Regions from separate parts of the Homo sapiens genome. Here region 1 is linked to region 2. Evidence: chromatin loops called from intact Hi-C (ENCODE). Cell type or tissue: endothelial cell of umbilical vein. All regions are shown on one strand. Each heading gives the region's core, and the rest is flanking DNA. Links, peaks and the distances in the headings are about the cores only. Region 1 has its middle 5.6 kb from the start of BDKRB2. Region 2 has its middle 68 kb from the start of BDKRB2.

What was found. A loop is a pair of places that touch in the nucleus more often than their neighbours do. Peaks named below come from ENCODE experiments on the same cell type or tissue, not always from the same donor. Only the 100,000 strongest peaks of a DNase experiment are listed, where the experiment ranks them.
Region 1: it touches region 2 in a loop (6-fold over the local background); 4 of 110 quality-filtered maps call a loop at or near these places.

Annotation. Positions count from the first base shown.
Region 1 is chr14:96,194,512-96,203,946 of GRCh38, forward strand. No RefSeq gene overlaps it. Among named protein-coding and RNA genes, the nearest start is that of BDKRB2, 5.6 kb to the right of the region's middle. RefSeq lists enhancers at 1-254, 255-862, 313-432, 863-1,470, 3,261-3,867. In endothelial cell of umbilical vein, for the core only: no CTCF peak of the experiment used is centred there; no DNase peak of the experiment used is centred there.
Region 2 is chr14:96,132,264-96,141,763 of GRCh38, forward strand. No RefSeq gene overlaps it. Among named protein-coding and RNA genes, the nearest start is that of BDKRB2, 68 kb to the right of the region's middle. In endothelial cell of umbilical vein, for the core only: no CTCF peak of the experiment used is centred there; DNase peaks (open chromatin) are centred at 3,168 and 4,228.

The DNA.
Region 1 (9,435 bases), core at 1-8,000, 61 kb after region 2:
GCTGAGAGACGGTCGGAGGTGTGGGGCACTGGTGAGAGACGGTCGGAGATGTGGGGTCCTGGGGCTCACACCCGGCAAGGTGAGAGGGTGTTTGGGTTTTATTGTGGGTGCAGTGGAAACCAGAGGATGGCATACCTTCTTAAAAATTTCTCTGGACAGTGGTTGCCAAGGGGTTGGGGGTTGGGAGGACTTTGACCACAAATGGGACACGCAGGCCACGAGGGTGACGCACTGCTCCAGGGGGCCAGAGCCGTGGTTCTGCACCTGTCAAAACCCACGTAACTAAACACCACAGAAAGTGAACTGTACTGTTGTGCAATGTTTTCTAAGTTCTTTAATTGAAAAGGCCCTTCCAGCAGCTGTATGAAGGTGTGGCCGAAGTGTGGGAGGCAAAGGAGGGGAAGTGAGAAACCGGCCAGAGTCCCAGAGGAGACCCCTGGTCAGAGTGTCTGGGTGAGGTGGGTGATGGCCGTGGGGAGGGGGCTATGAGCTCAGGTCCTCTGGGAGCCTCTGAGGAGCCTCAGTTTCCTCATCAGGGACACTGTGCAGCAATTTCCACTCAGGAGCTGTCCATGTGGTCTGGGGATGGTGCCTATAACCTGCCTGGCAGGGCCTGGCTGGAGCAGGTGCTCAGCCCTTAGGAGCTGGATGATTGACCTTTTTCCAGAGGGTGGCTGTGGCTGGCCTCAGGGTGCCTGGAGGTGAGCCATCCACCCACGGAGCAGGGAGGGGGCCACCTTCAGAAAACAGACCTGAAGGGGAACTGTTCAACAGTGAAGGACACCTGGCTGGAGGCCCTTGGCCTACAGATCAAGTGACGTCACCCCAAGCCGAGGAATGTGACCCAGAATGTTGTGTACTTAGAGGGCTTCTCTCTCCCAGGGAGGTCTGAGCATTTTTATGGGGGCCAAATCAGGATCTGGCTGAAGCACCAGCCTTGGGAGGGGGAAGGTGCAGGGCGGGCAGCTCCCAGGGAAAGGTGTTGGCTCAGGACTGGAGCTCCAGGCTGCAGACCAGGGCACTGGGGTCAGAAGGACTGGATTCCTGCTTCAACATGGCCACGCATTACCTGGGCGGCCCTGGGAAGGTCACTCGCCTCTGCCTGTTTATAAGGTCAGATGAGTAGAACATGGGAACGTCCCTTGGTGCACTATGAAATACTCTCCCAACACAGGGATGGACAGGATGGTGATGCTCACGGTGACATTTGGCACCTTGAGTGGGTAGAAACTCCACTGCCCCTGGGTCAGTGTCCTTCCAGACTCAGTGAGCTGTGTTTGAACCTGAGAGTGGAGATCAAAAGACAAAAGGGATATTGCTGGTAGGAATGTGCAGCAGCCACTGAGTAAACAGTCCAGCCACTCCTCAAAAAGTTAAGCATAGAGTTAACCACGTGACCCAGCAATTCTCTGGGTCTTCCCAAAAGAATGGAAAACAGACTCAGGCAAACACTTGTACGTGATTGTCCCTAGCAGCATTAGCCACATAGTCAAGAGATGGGAATAGCCTGAATGTACATCAGCTAGTGAATGGATAAACAAAACATGGTATATTTAGATAGCCTTAAAGAAGAATAAAGTACCTACGCATGGTGCGATATGGATTGTGTTAGTCTGTTTGCATATAAATACCTGGCCGGGCACGGTGGCTCTTGCCTGTAATCCTAACACTTTGGGAAGCCGAGGCCGGTGGATTGCCTGAGCTCAGGAGTTCAAGACCAGCCTGGTCAACACAGGGAAACCCTGTCTCTACTAAAATACAAAAAAATTAGCCAGGTGTGATGGTATGCACCTCTAGTCCCAGCTACTCAGGAGGCTGAGGCAGAAGAGTTGCTTATACCTGGGAGGCAGAGGTTGCAGTGAGCTGAGATTGCACCACTGGAATCCAAACTGGGAGACAGATCAAGTCTCCGTCTCAAAAAAAAAAAGAAAGAAATACCTGATACGGGGTAACTCATAAAGACAAGAGGTTTGCTTGGCTCACAGTTCTGCAGACTGTACAGGAAGCACAGTGCTGGCATCTGCTTCTGGTGAGGGCTCAGGAAGCTTCTGATTGTGGTGGAAGGCAACTGGAAGGTGGCGTGTCATGTGGTAAGACAGGAAGCAAGAGAGAGAGGGAGGAGGTGCCAGGATCTTTTAAACAACCAGCTTTTGAGGGAGCTCATCGTGTAAGAACTCATTACTGTGAGGACAGCACCAAGCCATTCCTGAGGGATCCACCCCCATGACCCAGTCATCTCCCCCTCAGCCCACCTCTAACACCAGAGGTCACATTTCAACATGAGATTGGAAGGGGACAAATATCCAAACCATATCACGGATGAGCCTCAAAAGCGTTTTGCTAAGTGAAAGAAGTCAGACACAAAAGTTCACATATTGTAAGGTTTCATTTATACGAAATGTCCAGAACAGGCAAATCCATAGAAACAGAAAGTCAGCTGGTGGTGGCCAGGGGCTGGGGGTAGGAGGGGGTTCTGGGAGCAACTGCTTAGTGGGCAATGTGGTCCTCTCTGGGGGTGATGAAATGCTTTGGAACTAGATAGAAGGAATAGTTGTACCATATTGTGAATGTACTAAATGCCAATCAGTTATACACTTTAAAATGGGGAATTTTATGTTATGTGAGTTTCGCCTTGATTTTTTCAAAAGGGAGGAAAAGAAGGGGTGCTTGTGGCCACTGCCAAGAAGAGAGGAGTAATCCAGTGAGGACTGGGCTTTACGCAGATTCCCACCTGGCCATCCCAGTAGCCCTGTGATGGACCTGTTCATATTAATACTTCCATTCTACTGGTGAGGAGCCTGGGGCTCCTGCCCAGGCTTGTGTGGGTTGTGAGTGGCGGCGCTGGGCTTGAAGGCGAGGTCCGTGGCTGTCTTGTGCAGTCCTTGCCGCAGGCCTGCCGCTCTGCTGCTTGCCTTGTAGCAATCGTCTCATCTAATTTTCACAAGCCGTGCAGCAGGTGCTGTCTCTGTGTTATAAAGGGCATGGGTGGACCGGGGGGTTACAGCCACCCTGGTGACAAGTGATCAGAGGACAGGAGGTCCCTGGCCCAGGGCCTTGAAGGAAGACAAGTCATGGGTCACTTGGGAAGGCACAGACCGACAGTAAGAGGCTGTGACAAAGCGGCTCAGAGGGAACGCGGGCTTCGGGAGCAGGCACATCGTGCGGGGCTGGAGAGCAATGGGACTGGGTCTGCAGCGCTGTGAGGAAGGGAGTCCAGGGGAGGAACAGCACACGCCAAGCACAGTGTGAGCCAAGAACAGGGCCCCAGGGGACTGGAGGCCTGGTCAGGTGAAGGAGCTGATTGGTAGACAGGCGGACCAGGTGGACATGGCTAGATCATGGAGGGCTCCTGCCAGGTGCCAACCCCCACTCCTGTGTCTTCTCGGAGGCAAAGGCCCCTTGTGCCACCTCTGGTGGCCAATAGGCTGGAACCTGAACTTGGGATATGGAGGGCAGATAAGGGTGGGGAGGGCTATTCTATGGGCAGGCCGAGCGGGCAGCCTGGGACTCTGGCTCAGCTGTCAGTCCCAGAAGAGGGGTCTGAGGAATTCCAGGAAGCGAGGGGAGGAACCAGCCCCACTGCCCCTGCCTCAGAATCCCCCAGGCGGACGTCCCAGCACCAGGAAGTGAGTAACTGCCTCTCCAGACCTGCAGACGACAGCCCCGCTGCCAAGGATAGAATTAGGAAGAGTGGCCAGGCCGACTGCCAGGCTGAGGGCTACTTCCCGCCAAACCTGGGAACCCACCGTCACCTCCCAGGGCAGCAGAGGGATAGACGGACAGAGGAAGGACTGGCCTCTTCTTCACCTTGCCCCCACCTCAGGTCCCTCTCCATCTCACTTCTGGAGGTTTTTGCACCAGGAATAGCCAGGACTTTGCTTGCTTTAAGCGTTTATTTCTTCCAAACGCATTTCATAAACCCTTCAGAGGACTTTGCATATTTTCTTAACACTAAGGACCTCTATTTATAAGACACCAGCTTTCAAGGGAAAGAATAATTGCAGATTAAATCTACCCACTTCAATTTCTTAAGTGTTAGAGTGGAGAAAAGTCTCTGAGTTGGGGAAGTCCCTGCCAAGCCCTGGGTGAGGAACTGGGCATTCCCTCTCTCCCTTGTTTGCCCAGCAACCCCCAGAGGTGGAGGGTAGGGCTCACTTCTCCAGAGTCTCGTCACTCCAAGTCTCTCTGCTGGAAGCAGTGGTGCCCGGTTCAGAGACACTCAAAGTGAGTCCAAGGCGTTCCATCCAGAGGCCACGCTTTCCATTCAAACCAGGACTTGCTTCAAAGGCAGAAAGAAGGCAGCGGCGTTCTAACAGATACCAAGGCAAGAGACCCGGTCACATCCTTCCTTACTGGTGTTGTTTCCCTACATTGGCCAACCACACCCACCGAAAAGGGGAGGGCAGGGCCCCAGAGTTCCTGCTCCTTTGAGTCCCCCCACTCCCTGTGAGAGGAAGGTAGAGAGTGCTGATGAAACGTGCACATACCAAGAAGTGAAAGGAAAACAGATGAGCTTGTTTTCTGCAGTGTTTCTGCAAGCTGTGAAATAGGCACAATTCTGGTGGTTTTAAATAAGAGCTAAATGCACTGGTTTTTGTGCTTATAACTGGCATTGAGTGATATCAAGGTGAATGGTAAATGCATGCTAATAATTTAACGTTTTAATTTTTCTATACTCTCAAGGTGAATGGTAAATGCATGCTAATAATTTAACGTTTTAATTTTTCTATACTTAGAACAACATTAAACAGCAAATTTTAAAAACACCATGACAGGCCAGGAGCAGTGGCTCACTCCTGCAATCCCAGCATTTTGGGAGGCTGAAGGCAGGGAGATCACTTGAGGTCAGGAGTTTGAGACCAGCCTGGCCAACAGGGTGAAACCTCATCTCTACCAAAAATACAAAAATTAGCTGGGCATGGTGGCACACACTTGTAATTCCAGCTACTCGGGAGGCTGAGGCAAGAGATTTGCTTGAACCCGGGAGGTGGAGGTTACAGTGAGCCAAGATCACACCACACCACTGCCCTCCAGCCTGGGGGAGCAACAGAGTGAGACTTGGTCTCAAAATAACAAAACAACAACAACAACAAAAAAGAACACTTGTCATGACAAGTCAAAAGAGAGACCACAGAAGAAAGGAAAAAGCCTTATGGCTTAATACCTTTACCAACACTTCTTTCCTGCTTTTTGAGGAATGGGCCCATTTTTCACTTTGTACGGAGTCCCACAAATTCTGTAGTTGGCCTGCCTGTCATACGTTTCCGTGAATGCTAAGGAAAGGATGGTGGCTGGAGGCGGAGCTGTGCAAGAAGAAACAGCAATACAAAAGGGGGAAATTCGGCCGGGCGCAGTGGCTCACGCCTGTAATCCCAGCACTTCGGGAGGCTGAGGAGGGCGGATCACGAGGTCAGGAGATCGAGACCATCCCGGCTACCACGGAGAAACCCCGTCTCTACTAAAAATACAAAAAATTAGCTGGGCATGGTGGCGGGCACCTGTAGTCCCAGCTACTCGGGAGGCTGAGGCAGGAGAATCGCTTGAACCCGGGAGGCGGAGCTTGCAGTGAGCCGAGATCGTGTCACCGCACTCCAGCCTGGGGGACAGAGCGAGACTCCGTCTCAAAAAAAAATAAAGGGGGGGGCGGAATTCCGCTTACAACAACAGCATACATAATATGATCCTGTTCATGTAAAGTGGGATATATTGAAGTACGGACATATATAACACTATATAATGAATATATGTAAACACACAGAAACATGGCATCAAATTCTTTTTTTTTTTTTTTTTTTAATTTGAGACACAGTTTCATTCTGTCACTCAGGCTGAAGTGCAGTGGCGCAATCTCGGCTCACTGCAACATCCGCCTCCTGGGTTCAAGGGATTCTTCTGCCTCAGCCTCCCAAGTAGCTGGGATTACAGGCTCCTGCCACCACACCTGGCTAATTTTGTATTTTTTAGTAGAGACAGGGTTTTACCATGTTGGCCAGGCTGGTCTCAAACCCCTGACCTCAAGTGATCCACCCGCCTGGACTTCCAAAGTGCTGGGACTACAGGCGTGAGCCACCGCGCCCAGCTGGCATCAAATTCTTAATCATCTCCAAGCTGTACACTTTTCAGTTGATTTTCACTTTTTATCATACACATTAAGTTCAAATAATAGAGAAACAATACATCCATATTATGTATATGATCAGCTGTTTTTTTTTGTTTTTTTTGTTTTTTGAGACAGAGTCTCACTCTGTTGCCCAGGCGAGACTGCAGTGGTGCAATTTCGGCTTACTGCAACCTCCACCTCCCAGGTTCAAGTGATTCTCCTGCCTCAGCCTCCTGAGTAACTGGCATTACAGATGTGTGCCACCATGCCTGGCTCATTTTTGTATTTTTTAGTAGAGACGGGGTTTTGCTATGTTGGCCAGGCTGATCTCGAACTCCTGACCTCAGATGATCCGCCTGCCTCGGCCTCCCAAAGTGCTGGGATTACAGGCGCGAGCCACTGCACCCAGCCATGACCAGCTTTTTTAAAAAGCTGCATTTTCATTTGGGGAAGGGGAAGACATGCCGATGGAGTCAGACTTGGACTCAGCTCTTGGCTCTGCTGTTTCCACTGTGCAGGATTTAGGCCAAGTTAAGTAACTCCTCTCAGCCTCTGATTCTCCATCTGTAAAATGGGGATACTGACTGGTAACCATCTCATCAGGCTGTTGTGAAGGGTCGTGTGCTTACGTAGGGCCTGCTACAGAGATCACTTGGCAGCGAGTCGCCATGCGGGGCTAGGGCTGGGGGGCTCATGCCTGTGCCAGAGGACAGTGCCCCCACAGGCTGTGCAGGAGGCCTCTGGGAAGGGAGGCCAGAGGCAGAGAAGGCAGGCCAGAGATGGCACGCATGGGCACATGGGCTGGGAGGCGCATTGGGGACGCAGAGGCTCTCTAGAGTTCTTAGCTGTGAGTGTTAGTGCCAATCAGGCAAAACTACAGGCTCTGCATGGGTTTTGCCATGAACCCAAATCAGCACTTATCCTCTGACCCTGCTTTCCAGTTTCCCTGCTGGTCTGTCTGACCTGTGTGTAACTGGTCAGCCTTTTGCAGGGCGGCTGCTGATTCACAGAGGACCAGGGAGTGCCTTTCTGGTCAGCACTGTGGCATTCTGGACAAAAGCACAGCCCGCTCCTGGAGGCCGACGAATAGAATAATGGCCTTCCCGGGAGGACCTGTGCCTTACACACAGACATGTGGAGAGAAAGATCTGGAACATTGGGGTGGAGGGTGGACTTTCATAAACAAACATGTACACACATGTCTACAGCCCGCTTTTATGCTGTTCTGTTTGGCCTGGTCTTTCCTTCATCCCAGTAAGGTTGGATCTGGGCACTTTTCCCTATAGACTGCTTGTACTCCTTGCAGAGGGCACCTCCTATGTGCCGGGTGATAAATAGCAATAAGTAAGACGGGGTCCTTGCCTCGTGGTGTTCTCAGACCACCAAGAACAGTTCCGGGGTGTGTTAGAAAACAGGCATGCAAGAGGTGCGGACAAGACCAGGGGCTTCAGGAAAGGCCCCCAGGCAGCCTCCCAAGAGAAGAGCAGGCTTGATTCAAGCGAGGGCGAGAAAGGGCATTTCAGGCAGAGATTGCCACATCAAAGGCCCCGGGTCAAGTGCAATCCTGCCCCACTCAGGAGTGCGAGGGGGGTCTGTGGGGCTAAAGTACAGAGGGCTGGCCGTGGCTGGGGAGGCTGCAGTGGCCGGGGAGGAGACAGCAGGAGGAACAGCTTCTTATCGTGCCATGTGAAAGAGCCCTGCTTAGTGGGGCAGGGTTTTGCCAAAATAACTGGATCCCTCCTGTGGTCCTTGCTGAACGCAGTTGGGCTGACTCGAACCTGGAGGCTTTACAGGGCTGAGCCACCCCCTGCAGACCCCAGCCAAGGAGACTGAGTGGTGAGGAGTGTGATGAGGCTGCCGCTGCAGGGACTTTGCAGGGGCGTTGAGACAAACCTTCTCATAGCAAAAATGCAGTACAAAAGTGTGCCACTCCAGACATAAACTGGGTGCTACTGAGTCCTCAAGGAACACTTTGAAATCCTCCGCCTGGCTCTGCCCATAGGCAGGGGACTGGCCTCAGGGTAAACTCCTCCGAGGCACGGGGATGTCTGAGGCATGGGGATGACTGATTCATTCACTTCTGCTTGACAATGCACTGCCTGGCTATGTGGGTATCTGATAAATGAGTGTGTGGGTGGATGGATGGAGGGAGGGAGGGAGGGAGGCAGTGAGAGAGGGAGGGATGGACTGATGGATGGACAGACAGACGGATGGATGGATGGACGGATGGACGGACAGATGGATGGATGGATGGATGGTTGGATGGATAGACGGATGGACAGACAGACAGGCGAATAAGTAAATGAATGGTTGGATAGGTGGATAGGCAGGTGGGCGGATGTGTGGGTAGATACCAGTGTAGATGAATGGAAGAGTGTGTAATTGTTTTATAAGATTAAAATATTCTTTTGATGGCAGGACACAACACAGTGACACTCAGATAAATGAAAGGTAGAACTTTTGTTTCTTACAGCTCCAAATGAGAGGCTGTCAGGCTGGGCCACACAGGATGTGCAACTGGGGACAGGGTCCAAGCAAGCTGGAGCTATAGGCGGCAGCTATGTGTGGCACGTAGGGTGGTGTTAACGAGGTTTCCTTGGCTCCCTATGGATTGGCTAACTTAAATAAGTTTGTGAGTTCCAGATGATGGGAGCTGTCCATTATTGTTTGGTACCTGGCTCCAAGGCCATCAGGGCAGGTGGCTAGTGGCCCAGAGTGTGAGAACCTGGTAAGAGAAAGGGCCAGAATGTGAACTTAATCAGCTGCTCATGAACTGGCTGGCCTCCAGCCAGGACCTCAAAACTGGTTTAAAGTAGCCTTTTTAAAAAACTATATGACAGAGATGGATGGAGATGTGTGCAGATGGACAGATGTCTTTTAGAGATTTCTGTCAATGATATTTACAGAAGCATCAACATTGGATTCAGATCCTTGAGGATTTTCAACTCATAGATACAGAGCTCTACAATATCTAAGTTGGAAGAGACTTCAGAGGGTCTCTGGACGCTCATGCAGGTCTCAATATGTTGTGGATCTCAGAGCTCTTCAATATTTTAGTGAAAGCTATAGATGAGGCTCCATAGGGGATAAAGCACAGACACACCTTTTCAGAGGGCTTGTGGACTCTGGGCAGCCTGTCCATAGACCTCTGTCCCCAACTGGCAAGTCAGGAAACTCCAGATTAAGGAGCCCCAATGTGGTTGAACAGCCAGGTGCACAGATGAGTCAACCACACAGCCAGGCCAGGGAGGGCCTTCACTCAAGAGCCTACAGCCAGTTCACAGCCAAGCCAGGGCTAGCGCCCAGGCCACCCATAAACTGATCTGAGACTCTGT
Region 2 (9,500 bases), core at 921-8,920:
GGGAAATGTGTGCCCATGAGAGGTTGACTTTGTAGTCTGAGTGTTTAGAGAGATCTTGGTTTTCTATAGAAATCAGGGGATCATAAACTGGTTCATGGTCATTATCTGCTGCATGGAAAGTATTGGCATGGAGAGTGCCTAGAACAGAACTATGAGACCCTATAGCATTTGAGGGCTGGATACAAGAGGAGGAGCTGGCAGAGGAGTCTGAGGAAGAACAGATCAGGGCAGAGGGGACCCAGGAGAGGTGACTGTCAGAGGATGCCAGGGAGTGGGTTTTAAGGAGGAACAGTCAGTAGTATAAATGCTGTGGAGAGGTGTACAAGATAAAGTCTCCAAAGCACAGGCCACATTTAGAGAGATGCAGGTCACCATGGCAAGGACCAACTTCAGTGAGGGGGCTGGGGGCAAAAGCCAGAAGATTGGTTAAAGAATGAGCAAGAATGGGTAATAGGAGTTACAGAGAGCAGGTAATTTGTTCAAGAAGTTGCCTGTCAATGGCTGGTGTGGGGTGACAAAAAAAAAAAAAAAGCCCTAATGGGTGGGGCATGATTTCAAGGGAGACATTTGCAGAGATAAGAGAGCTAGGCATGTTTTTTGCTGATGGGAACTAATAAGGAGATAGAATGGGGCAGGCTGAAGACACAGGAGAGGGAGGAAGCATTGAAGAGGCTGAGATCCAGAGAAGGAAGACATTAACGGCAAGAATGAACCATTCTCTGCTCCCTCCATGAACTGTGCCTTTGTGAATGTCTTAAATTCCGCAATCTGAAGAATAGGTCAACTAAAGGGACAACGACAAAACCACTCAGCCTGCATCATCAGTGAGTGCCAACTATGAAACAGACATTCTCAGCGAGAAAACTGAGCACAAAGAAGAGCAGACAGATAGATCGATCCATCCATCTATCTGTCCATCTATCTATCCATCCATCCACCTCCTCAGCCACCCATCAATTCATCCATCCATTGATCCATCCATCTATTCATCTATCCATCTATGCACCCACCCATCCATCTACCCCCTCACCACCAACCCACCCATCCATCCACCCGTCCATCTATTTGCATATGAATGAAAATATGGTGAAACTAAGCAGCAGGAAGGACACAGACCTGGAGGGGTTAAAGACTGGAAGGATGAGTGAGGCTAACTAAGGTGTGAGTGCTGCTGGCTTCACTCTCTGTGGTCATTAACTTGCTAATGGAGTCCCTACCTCCATTAGCTGGGCGATCAGCAAGCCAGATCAATGGGACCATGGATCTACTGCTCTAGAGGTTTCCTTAGAGCCAAAGTCCAGCTGTCTAGACTTGTGATCTGCCCTTGGGTCAAATCTGTGAAGAATAGGCTATGTGGGGTGTCCGGAATTCAGTCAAGAGCTCTGATTTCTTGTTGAGTCATTGCTGTGTGATCTTAAGGATACCTGTGCACCTTCCTAGGTTTCTGTTTCCTCATTTGTAAAATGGGAGAAATTTGGGCAGGCAATAGATGATCCCCAAAGCCCTTTTCAGCTCTGAGGTTAAAAACTATTCTAACCCACTTAAAAACTGATCAAAGGACTTAAATAGACATTTCTCCAAAGAAGATATACAAAAGGCCAACAAGCATATGAAAAGATGTTCAACATGTTAGTCATTAGAGAAATGCAAATCAACACTTCAATGAAATACTACTTCACACCCACTAGGATGGGTATCAAAGAAATGAAAAATAGCAAGTGCTGACAAGGATGTGAAGAAACGGGAACCCTTGTATATTGATGGTAGAAATGTAAAATGGTACAGCCAGTGTGGAAAGCAGTTGAGTGACTCCCCAGAAAGTTAAACATAGAATTACCATATGGCCCAGCAATTTTACTTCTAGATATATACCCAAAAGAACTGAAATAAATTCAATTAATAAATACTTGTGCCCAAATAGTCACAGCAACACTATTCACAATAACCAATGGGTGAAAACTGGCCAAATGTCCACTGATGAACGAATAAACAAAATGCAGTACATCCATACAATGGAACAGTATTCAGTCGTAAAAAAGAAATGAAGCACCCATATATGCTACAATATGGATGAACCTCAAAAACATTGTGCTAAGTAAAGGAAGTCAGGTCACAAATTATATGGCTCCATTTAGTTGCCTTTTGTTTGTTGTTTGCTTGTTTGAGACAGGGTCTCACTATATTGCCCAGGTTGGCCTCAAACTCCTGGGCTCAAACCATCCTCCTGCCTTAGCCTCCTGAATAGCTAGGATTACAGGCATGTGCCATAGTGCACAGTAATTATATGGCTGCATTTATATAAAATATCCAGAATGGTTAAATCCATAGAGACAGAAAGCAGGTTGGTAGCTGAAAGGGGCTGGGGAGAAAAAGGAACAGGGAGTAACTTACTGGACACGGAGTTTTCTTTTCGGGTGATGAAAATGTTTTGGAATTGGATAAGGGTCGTGGTTGCACAATAATGTGAATATACTAAGTTCCACTAAATTGTGGGCTTTAAAATGATTAATTTTATGTTAATGTGAATTTTGCCTTAAATTTTTTTTTTTTTTTGAGACAGAGTCTGGCTCTGTCGCCCAGGCTGGAGTGCAGTTGCGCCTTCTCGGCTCACTGCAACCTCCACCTCCCAGGTTCAAGTGATTCTCCTGCCTCAGCCTCCTGAGTAGCTGGGATTATAGGGACATGGCATCATGCCCGGCTAGTTTTTGTATTTTTAGTAGAGACAGGGTTTCACCATGTTGGCCAGGCTGGTCTTGAACCCCTGACCTCAAGAGATGTGCCTGCCTCAGCCTCCCAAAGTGCTGGGATTACAGGTGTGAGCCACCAAGCCCAGACAATTTTTTTTTTTTTTTTAAAGAAAAAGAAGCTATTCTAGAATCTCTTCATGACAAAACAAAACCTATGCAACTCCTTCAAGTCCCTGTTTTGGAAGTAGCCTGGCCACTCCAGGCCACCTCTCCCTCTCTCACATCTGATTAATGGGTTTGGAGTTCACAACACCAGATATCACATTCCTTCCTTAATAACCAAGTCCAAAGGTCTCTCTGCCTTCCCTTTCCCCATTTCCATCTCAGGATATCTTTAACCTTTTTTGGAAGACGCCCTTCCCTAAGTGAGTGGAACGGAGACACTTCCGGAGCACCTATTTTGGGAATTAGCCCAGATTGTAGACAAACAACCACCATATAGGGAGACATTCGTGGGCGAAGGCATTCCATGGCCAGAGGTGAGAGGTGAGACCACAGAGCTTTGAGGAAATGGACACTTTAAATGTTGGCCAAGGCAGCCATCCAGGTTTCCTGTGGTCTGAGAAGTGGCGGGGAAGTTGATGTCCCAGCTTGGTGTAGCTGCACGGACATGGATATGGGAATCAGTCACACCCTCGCTTCTTATCAAACAGAGGGGACCCTTGAGCAAATTGGTTCATGACCAGAAGGTGCTATTTTCAGCTTCCTTTTGGAGTACAAACGTTAGGCTGGAAGGCAGGGAAAGTGGTGGAGGAATAAAAAAGAATAAACTGGAAATGGGGGAGATGGGGAGAGGGCTAAGCAGAAATGGTATGGCTAATTCAGTGGGTGACCTTCAACAAGTCCCTTCACTTCAAATTTAAGTCGACCTGGTTGGGTTAAACTAGAGAAAAGGAAGAAAATGTTAAATGCCAGTGCAGATGAGTTTGTGGTTAAACAGAAGCAGTCACGCAGTTCTGTTGATGCTGAAACTGCAGTAGGCCGTGTGAAGGGACCTGCTGCAGGTCTTATGAACTGAAGGGGGCCAGGGATCAGCGTAGTCACAGACCGTAACACTCATGAGGCGTAAAAGAGGATTTCAAGACAATATCATGTAGTAAAAGGCGTGCAAGTGTGAAAGTCTGGTAGGTCTGGGCTTGAACCACTGGTTTTATCTGTTAAAGATAAAACACTTGCACGCCTTTTACTACCTTACTTGCTCTATCTACAAAATGGGACACACATATATATACATACACACACATATATATATACATACATATATACACACATCACACAAACACACCCACACACTTATTAAGGTTGTGGATATGAGAATAATGCATGTGACCTGACTAGAACATAGTCAATTTTAAATAGAATAGTGTGCGTTATTTTCCTGGCTCAGCCCTTCACCTTCTCTCAAGGTGAATTTGTCCTAGACGCCAGTCAGACCGTGATGAGTCACATCCCTGGAGGGGCCACCCCCTTAGGCATATCAGAAATGTAGGATGAACAACATTTAGCCACCTTCCCTAGCAACCCTTCTGTACACACCAAGAGCCAAAAAAAAAAAAAAAAAAAAAAAAAAAAAAAAAATACCACAGCTTTCCTGTTCACTTTACTTCTGGGAATGTATCCAAAGGAAATTACTGGGGAAGAAATGAAAAAATCACATATATACAGATACTCCCTGACATAGGATTGTTTGACTTAGGATGTTTTGACTTTATGATGGATTTGTCAAGGCATAACCCCATCACAATTAGAGGAGCATCTGTAGCTGTTTCTTAAAAGGTTATTTATCATGCACAACAGAAATGTCTACTAAGAAGCCCAGGAAATATGGCTTGTTGATGCCATGAAATACTGTTAGGTTAGTGTAAAAGTAATTGTGGTTTTGCCATGGAAAGTAATGGTGAAAACTGCAATTACTTTTGCGCCAAACTAATATACATTTACAATGATCAATGTGATAACTGTAGAAAGATGAAAGCATGTAAATGTCAAGTTTTTAAAAGTTGGCCACAAAACTACATGTACACTAAGATATTAACTATCCAGCTTATAGCTAAAGAGTGCAAGGAGCTGTGGAGAAATGTAAACAGTTGATGCACTGGAGGAATAGCATTATGGGTACAGTATTTTTGGCATGATAAAACTGTTTAATAATAAATAATAAATATCTTTCCTATCTCTTTTAATGACATGAAGTAGATGATTTCTAAGACTTTATTCCTCCTGAGGACTCTATAGGTAATTTGCTTCTCTTTATTTCAACTTATGCTTCCTCCTCTGTAAGATTACCTGGTAGTTTTCTAGCCACAATTCTTAGATTTGTTATCTAGAGCCACATAACAAATGACCCCCAAATTTAGCAGCTTAAAACAAGCATCGGTTGTCTCATACAGTCTCAAGCATTGGGAATTGAGGGGAGGCTGAGCTCGGTGGTTCTGCTCAGGGTCTCTCACGAGGGTGCTGTCAAGCTCTTGGCTGGGGCTGCAGTCATTTGAAGGCTCAACTGGGGCTGGAGAGTCCATTTTCAAGCTCACCACATACTGGCAGAAGTCCTCAGTTCCTTGTCATGGGGTATCTCCTTAGAGCTGCTCACAGCGTGGCAGCTGGCTTCCCTCAAAGTGAATGGCTTGAGAGAGAGCCCAAGACCAAAGCTGAAGTCTTCTATAACCTAATCTTGGAAGTCACATCCCAGCAGATAGTGAGTTATTGTTACTGCTACTGCTATGTTGCAACAGCATCCATTTTGAATATAAGCTGAACTTTCTTTTTTTTTTTTTTTTTGAGACGGAGTCTTGCTCTGTCGCCCAGGCTGGATGGAGTGCAGTAGCTCAATCTTGGCTCGCTGCAAGCTCCGCCTCCTGGGTTCACACCATTCGCCTGCCTCAGCCTCCCAAGTAGCTGGGACTACAGGTGCCACTGAAATTTCTTATACCAGAAGTAGGGTTTGGTCACCCTCAACACACTTTCCAGTTCTCTACCCTCCAGTTCCTCAATGTGGTCATTCCAGATACCTGCCTTACCAACCACCTCCTGGTGAACACCTCCCCATGGACAGCCGGATACAACCTACTTGATGCACCCCACTGATTCCCATACCCCACATGGAGAGCACAGATATGCTGCAGTGACTACCCTCTCAATCACAGTATAACTCCATGAAAACTGCCTGTTTCCTCTAAACCCACCAATTAGAACTTCCCAGGAGGAAACCTGCTTGGGTAATGCCCTGGATCCAATAATAGCTAGGGCCCACAGACCCAAGTGGGTGGGTGGGGAGCCTTATAGCTCTCTCTTACTCCCCACCCACTGTTTGAAAGCATTATTCTGGATGGCTTCCTGCTTCCCATTGGCCCTGCGAGGCATGCTGCCTTCTTCTCTCTGGGATCTGTGAGTAATAAACTGCTTCTGTCATTTCATGTGTTTTGCTATGTCATCTCCTCTAAGTCTCATCCAACTAACACACCCAAACCCAGCTTCTTTCCATCAGGGATCTTCCAGAGAATGGATGTCTTGGTAGGAATAAACTGGACAGAGGTCAGACAAGAGCCACAAGGGTGTCTGCCAGTGTAAACAAATTTTCAGGGAGAGGGACACCTGGTCATGGGTCTAGCACTTAGGCATTAGGTTGTCTGCCAGAATAGAGACATATCCCATGGAAGGCACACTATAAATATCCATGGCCAGATCCCTGAAGCCACATCACAGCAGGGGTAGAGTTTACAGCCACTCTCATGAGAGGGACCTCAAGACCTAACAGAGGAAAACACAACACACACTTCTACCATGTGCTATTGGTCACAGAGAACACTCCTGGAACAATACAGATAGGGGATTACACAGCTGTGAGCACCAGAAGGTGGGGGTCACTGGAGGCCGTGTGTGGGCTGCCACGTCACACCACAAAGTCATACTTCTATCCTGCATGAATGGCAGCTTGTTCCTCTACTCCTCCCATAGACTGGTGGCCTGTTGGACATCACATTATCCACCACACTGTACTAAGTAGGTGCCCAAGAGAGCCTTATTGATCAAGTGTATGTTTTTCTGCATGCATTCAAGGCATGTGAGTATTAGAGACAGTGTCTAGAATGTGTCTGCCTCACCAGATGCACCCCATGAAAAGGCAGATACACTGCTGTCCCCGCTTCTTACTCAATGTACCCAAGGTTATTAGCTGATCCATAGGAGAGCTTAGATTCAAACCCAGGTGGATCTGTTTGACTCTTAAGCCCATGCTTTTCCCACTCTACAGGGCTAGTTTCCAGATAAAACCCTCCCTCTTTCAGGCAGGAATTAGGAGCTGTCTGTTAGCTCTCACTGATTCCTACGTGCCTGACTACCACTCTACCTATTGCCCATTATGTGCTGGTAAATGTTTAACAACCAGCTCTCTGGGGAAAAAGAAGTCCTGGTCTGTAGCACTTGCTGATTGCCATGGTGTAAATATTCCCACCATGGCCACTTGCAAACTACCAACCTGATGTCCTTGATCAGAGAGTTGGAAAGAGAGACATGATCTGCCATTGTAAGCCCATAAGAGCCACCTCCAGCCCACCACTGTCCACTCTGGAAGTATATGAAACTTCTGGAAAAAGACATAGAACGATCCCCAAACCCATTCTGAACTGTTAACATGTTTTTGCCTCTCTAGTTGTTGCTGCTCTGCCTCGTCCCGTGTTAGCCATCTGGTCCATGACGTGCACACAGAATTTGAAGCCTACCGTCAACCTGTCCCCCACCCCCACCAAGCCTAGTTCAACTCTACAGCTCTGGCCCAGGGCTTGTGTATATGGGGCTTAGAAATACAGACCTATTCCTCAACCCCTCTCATAGTCTGCCCTAGATGAGACCTCCTGTATCCCAGCGACCCCCCACCTGACTCCTTTTATATTGCCAGCTGCCTAAAACTCAGTGGGGGTGGCTAAGGCTCTACCTAGACCACCATCACCAAGCCTTCATTTGTGGGAGGTTGAGGAGGCATACATTATTAGACATCCTAGTATCAGGGCAGTCAAGAGCACACACATCACACACAGATGCACTCCAGAAGAATGTACGAAGCTGACTGTGCTTCACCACTGTGTGAATCATATCATCTGACCCACAAAATTCCCCGACCCCACAGGAACATGGGGTTGGGATTTAGGAGTAGCTTTTTCACCCTATTCAACTCACCTCCCTCTAGCTCCTTAATTTACACAAGCCTCCTCATATTGCTACTGGGGACAACTTCACCAGGCCACCCACTGCAGACATTGAATGAGCCCCATCTCCCTTCTCTTTACCCTCTATCCTCATTGCCCTAGGTCCTTCCTCTGAACCTCTGGTCACTCTTAGTGCCATCTGGTTTCAGGCTCAAGGAAGAACCCCCAGGACCTGCTGGTGGAACACTGAAAGAAACCCAGACTTTGTGAGATGTCTGCAGGGGCCTCCTATGAGTGTCATGTGCTCTTTGACTGCAAGAGTCTGTGAGTCCATTTTCTGGGTCATGTTCCTGAATGTCCCATCTTAGCTGTGCAACAGATCTCGACAAGTGGGTGGAGTTGGGGGAAGCCAGCCAGCACCCAACCCACCACTCACAACCTGGGCAGATTCTTCTGCATCCCAGCAGCTCCCAAGAATGCTTATCTCCTTCTGAGACCTAACAGAAGGATGATGAAGCTCACCTTGAAGGCACAGTCCAGTTTCCTACTTGAGGAAAAATCCTGAATCATTTTGTATCTTGAGTTTTCATGTTCTGTTTTTTTCCTGCCGCTTTTTCTTTTCCCTCTAAGCTTTATGAAAAGAATTTCTCTTGTAGAAATTCTTATAAGGAAATGAAGAGGTTATTGACTTCAAGATAAAGCTTACTGGAAGCCCTTTGATATTTCATTTAGGAAACCCTTCACTGTCTGATATTCTAGACCTCTGAAAACTCTATTGTGGGAAGACTTGTTGGACCTTGGAATAAGTCAGCTTCCCTAAGGATGGTTGCTTCCCCCACAGTCTCTTTTCAGACAACGTCATCCACTCATGCCCTTGTCATCTTGGAGAGGATTGTCATTGTTCTCCTTATCTGCAATTTTATGTAAAACTCTCAGGAGTGGAAGTGAGTGCCCACAGGGTGAGCATCCCAGGACATCCGCAAGCAGAGTTTTGGAAACAACAGTCTAAACAAATTAGAGCATCATCGTCTAGACTTAGGCAGGCTTAGGGAAACTGACCAAGCCTGAGCAGAGGATAGAGGACAGACTAGTGGAGGAAGGCGGATGTCCTGGGGAGGGTGAGACAGACAAGAGGGTGGAGGGGGAATAACCAAGGTGGGAAGTCCACGTCCCTAGCCAGAGCCCAGATGGACTCCTTGCTATTTTAAAATGTGCCTGGGATCTTGTTATAATGATGGTTAGTTGACAGATGTGGAGATGACGGCCTTGCAAGGAGAGTTCAATATTTCTATTTCTATTTCCTAAGAGGAAGGGATCCGCCACACCATGCAGGGCCATGTCAGGAAGCACCAGTGCTGGTCAGGAGGCAGGAGGAGCGAGGGGCAAGCATGACCAGACCCTGAATCGTGGCTTTTGTGGAAAGGAATGGTCCAAACATGGTAAATATTCTAAGTAAGCTGAGGACTGAATGGTTGGAATAATTTCAGTGGGCTCTGATCTACGGGTGTGATCCCCAGTTGTCTAGTATCTGGCCCTGAGATGATTTAGGGTACCGGGAATATTGGCTTGGTATGTAAGGGTCTGGTAAAAGAGATGGTTGGGTTGTGGGCTC